2 separate regions of the Homo sapiens genome follow, and region 2 is linked to region 1. A link is an interaction called in ENCODE POLR2A ChIA-PET data of the cell type or tissue named here. Cell type or tissue: endothelial cell of umbilical vein. All regions are shown on one strand.

The links. Peaks named below come from ENCODE experiments on the same cell type or tissue, not always from the same donor. Only the 100,000 strongest peaks of a DNase experiment are listed, where the experiment ranks them.
Region 2: POLR2A ChIA-PET joins it to region 1 with 5 read pairs; 2 of 35 experiments call an interaction of 5 or more read pairs at or near these places.

The regions. Positions count from the first base shown.
Region 1 is chr4:148,187,960-148,190,459 of GRCh38, reverse strand. All of the region lies in intron 4 of NR3C2 (nuclear receptor subfamily 3 group C member 2), which reads left to right. Among named protein-coding and RNA genes, the nearest start is that of NR3C2, 250 kb to the left of the region's middle. In endothelial cell of umbilical vein, no CTCF peak of the experiment used is centred here; no DNase peak of the experiment used is centred here.
Region 2 is chr4:147,975,144-147,977,643 of GRCh38, reverse strand. The region is part of intron 18 of ARHGAP10 (Rho GTPase activating protein 10); the gene reads right to left. Among named protein-coding and RNA genes, the nearest start is that of MIR4799, 190 kb to the right of the region's middle. In endothelial cell of umbilical vein, no CTCF peak of the experiment used is centred here; DNase peaks (open chromatin) are centred at 1,083 and 1,383.

The sequences.
Region 1 (2,500 bases):
ACCATATGATAGGCCGTAAAACAAGCCTCAATAAATTTAAGAAAATTGAAATTATATCAAGCACTCTCTCAGACCACAGTGGAATAAAATTGGACGTCAACTCCAAAAGGAACCTTCAAAACCATACAAATACATGGAAATTAACCTGCTCCTGAATGAGCATTGGGTCAAAAACAAAATCAAGATGGCAATTTAAAAATTCTTCAAACTGAATTGACAGTAATGACACAACCTATCAAAACCTCTGAGATACAGCAGAGGCAATGCTGAGATGAAAGTTCATAGCCCTGAATGCCTACATCAAAAAGTCTGAAAGAACACAAACAATCTAAGGTCACAACTCAAAGAAGTAGAGAAACAAGAACAAACCAAACCCAAACCCAGCAGAAGAAAAGCAATAACCAAGATCAGAGCAGAACTAAATGAAATTGAAACAAACAAACAATACAAAAGATAAATGAAACAAAAAGCTGGTTCTTTGAAAAGATAAATAAAATTGATAGACCATTAGCAACATTAACCAAGAAAAGAAGAGAGAAAATCCAAATAACCTCACTAAGGAACAAAATAGGAGATATTAAAACTGACACCACTGAAATACAAAAGATCATTCAAGGCTACTATAAACACCTTTACACACATAAACTAGAAAACCTAGAAGAGATGGATAAAATCTTGGAAAAATACAATCCTCCTGGCTTAAATCTGGAAGAATTAGATACCTTGAGCAGACCAATAACAAGCAGATTAAAATGGTAACTAAAAAGACTGAAATGGTAACTAAAAAATTGTCAACAAAAAAAAGTCCAGGACCAGATGGATTCACAGCAGAATTCTATCAGACATTCAAAGAATTGGTACCAATCCTTTTGACACTATTCCACAAGACAGAGAAAGAAGGAACCCTCCCTAATTCATCACCCTAATACCAGAACCAGGAAAGAACATAACCAAAAAAAGAAAACTACAGACTGATATCGCCGATGCACATAGATGCTAAAATTCTTAACAAAATACTAGCTAACCGAATCCAACAACATATCGAAAAGATAATCCACCATGATCAAGTGGGTTTCATACCAGGCATGCAGGGATGCTTTAACATATGCAAGTCAATAAATGTGATATGTTACATAAACAGAATTAAAAACAAAAAAATCACATGATCATCTCAATAGATGCAAAAAATGCATTAGACAAAATCCAGCATCGCTTTTTGATTAAAACTCCCAGCTGGGCATACTGGCTCATGCCTGTAATGCCAACACTTTGGGAGACTGAGGTGGGAGGATCACCTGAGATTAGGAGCTCAAGAGCAGCCTGGCCAACATGGCAAAACCCCGTCTCTACTAAAAATACAAAAATTAGCCAGGGGTGGTGGCGCGCACCTGTAGTCTCAGCTACTTGGGGAGGCTGAGGCAGGAGAATCGCATGAACCCAGGAGGCGGAGGTTGCAATGAGCCAAGATCGCGCCACTGCACTCCAGCCTGGGTAGCAAGGTGAGATTCCATCTCAAAAAAAAAAAAAAAAAACTCAGCAAAATCGGCATACAAGGTATATACCTTAATGTAATAAAAGCCTTCTGTGAGAAACCCACAGCCAACATGATACTGAATCGGGAAAAGTTGAAAGCATTCCCTCTGAGAACTGGAACAAGACAAGGATGCCCACTGTCACCACTCCTCTTCAACATAGTACTGGAAGTCCTAGCCAGAGCGATCAGACAAGAGAAAGAAATAAACAGTATCCAAATTAGTAAAGAGGAAGTCAGACTGTCACTGTTTGCTGATGATATGATCGTTGACCTTGAAAACCCTAAGGACCCCCCTAGAAACCTCCTAGAACTGATAAAAGAATTCAGCAACGTCTCCGGATACAAGAATAATGTACAGAAATCAATAACTCTTCTATACACCAACAGCAACCAAGCAGAAAATGAAATCAAGAACTTATCCCCTTTTACAATACCTGCAAAAAATATAAAATCAAATGTGTAGGAATATACCTAAGAAAGGAGTCTAAAGACCTCTACAAGGAAGACTACAAAACACTGCTGAGAGTGTTTTGAAAGAAATCATAGACAACACAAACAAATGGAAACACATCCCATGCTCATGGTTGGGTAGAATCAATATTGTGAAAATGACCATACTGCCAAAAGCAATCTACAAATTCAACGCAATCCCCATCAGAATACCACCATCATTCTTCGCAGAATTAGAAAAAAATAATTCTGAAATTCATATGGAACTAAAAAAGAGCCTACATAGACAAAGCAAGACTAAGCAAAAAGAACAAACCTGGAGACATCCCATTACCTGATTTCAAACTATACTGTAAGGCCATAGTTACCAAAACAGTGTAGTACCGGTATAAAAATAGGTACATAGACCATTGGAACGTAGTAGAGAACCCAGAAATAAACCCAGATACTTAGAGCCAACTGATCTTTGACAAATAAACAAAAACATAAGATAGGGAAAGGACATTTCAACAAATG
Region 2 (2,500 bases), 210 kb after region 1:
TGAGTGGAGCTGAGATTTCAACTCCAGGAATTCCACTTTAGAGCCTACTATGCCATATTATACTAAACTGTCTATGGAATGTCCAATTAAATGTCATATAAGGAGCCCAGCCTAGTGCCTGGCACACAATCATCTTTCAATCAGTGTTAGCTATTATAATTATTATTGCTCCCAATTTTATCTTGAGAGATACAAAAAAGACAGCTCTAAAAGCTTTATTTTACAAAGAAAAAATACATAGTGAGCACTAGCTCAAGGCAAAAAACCAAGCCCATATATACCCAAACTACCCTCTCCCCTCAAGAAAAGGCACCTGATGGTGCCTTCCCTGGAGCCGACCTACACATACGCCACCACACTCGCCCTCTCATTCTTTCCTTCCTATCTTCCCTTCCAAGTAGTCTTGTTGTTCCTGGGAATATAAACAACCTAAAAATGCAATGAAGAATAGGGTGATATTCTTCATCATCATTTTTTATTCTGCAAATACTGATTGAATGCCAAGTTCTAAACACTAAGCTAGGCTCCGAGGAGCTCTCTTTGCAGCTCCGCATCTCCAGATGCTTGGGCAGAAAATTTCAGAGTGGGCAGGACCTCAGAGGCCTGCTTTCTTCCACCTCAATCCCATCCCTAACATGAACATGTTCTCATTATTATAAATATTACGAAGTTCTTCTTTCTAGTGAATCAAAAACTCACCTCATGGCAAGTACTGCTCACTTGTACTCAGTATGCTTTCTCAGACAACACAGAATAAATCTATGCACACTTTATATTGGAGCCCTTCAATTTTCCCCAGTGCTTTGTCTATACTGGGCACTAAAATGATGCAGAATGACTCTCTCCTAAATTTGCTCTTATCAAACCACTCTGGTCCCAAGGGAAAATACAATCTACCATTTACAGAGCCACATGACAGCAGAAGCTTCCAATGCCACAGCTAAAGAAAAACAGAATAAGGAAGACAATGTCATTATTATTTTCCTTCTCTCCTTAAAGGAAAGAGAAAGGAAGACAGAAAGTTTCCTGTGCTTTTAAAGTCTCTTTTTAAACACTCCAGAAAATGCAAAGCCCTGCTGAGAAGAAGAAAAAAAAAAAAAAACCACACACAAAACAGTAAAGTTTTCATAGCAATGCCAAACAAGTCAACATTCATGAAAACTGGGGATGGGGGGGAGTCTGAAAATTTGTCAAATATTCTTGCTATGGGATTTTGACTTCTACACTGAACAGTCAATACTCAGGCAGACACAAAGCTTTTAGAAACTTTGCAGCTTTATTATTGCTGCTGCTATTGTTGTTGTTGTTTAAGACATTTATTTTTCTCTCACATAAAAACTAGTGCTGCCTAGCAACCCAGTGCCAGCAAAGCTAAATCAAGAAGCATTTTTGGCTAGATGTTTTTTAAAGAGATTTCTTTTTCCCATTAAATGGCAAGCATGCTGTAAGACTGGAAGACTCTTGCACTTGATGGAAAATGGTTTGGATATTACTCACTCAATCTCTTTATATATTAAAGAATGACAGAGACCAACCTACGGAAGAGGGATAGGACATATATTGTGTTTGTAGCCACAGGAATGAAGCAGTGGATACTCCTCATCAAAAACAGCCCACATGTGGCTGTCACTGGGACAGCAGCAAGTTGAGACTGAATGGGAATCCAATTACACCAATGAACCTAGGAGCACCAATGCATTCTACTGATCGTGGCAAAGAGAGGTAGATGCAGGTCATAAAGTTGGTTGCAGGGTTAACAAGAGTGAAACAACACAGTGTGATACTCCTCTATATGTGCACGTAACATTATTCTGGTGATTACATTGGACACTGCTATGGTCTGACTGCATCCCTCAGAGTTCATATGTTGAAAACATAATCCTCAATGTAATAGTGTTGAGAGATGTGAGCTTTAAGAGGTCATTAGGTCATGAGGTCCCTGCCCTCACAAATGGATTCATGTTATCTCAGGCATAGGTTTGTAATCAAGAGAGTTCGTTAGAAAAGCAAGTTTGGCCCTCACTCACTTGCACATGCACTCTGTCTGTCACTCCTTTTTCACATGTTCTCTTGTCCTTCTGCCATGAGATGATGCATCAAGAAGGCCCTTGGCAGATGCAGCTCATCAACCTTGGGCTTTCCAGCTTATGCAACTGTAAGAAATGAAATCTCTGTTCCTTCAAAATTACCCAGTCTCAAGTATTGTTATAGCAACACAATACAGACTAAGACATATGGGAAACACATATGCCCTTCTCCCTACTGCTCTGTCTAGGCTCCTCCGTGACTGGAGGACACACACTACTCGGGGACTTTGAAGCACATGTTACAAACAAGGATAAATCAAAGTGCCATGAAGACACCTCTGGGCAGTACAAGGCCATCAGCCATTTCAACAAAGCAAGACCACCACAATGGCCTCCACTGTCACACCAAAAAAAAGACACATTCTACCACAATCCCTATTACAAAGGCTAAAATGCTTATTACAAAGTTATAA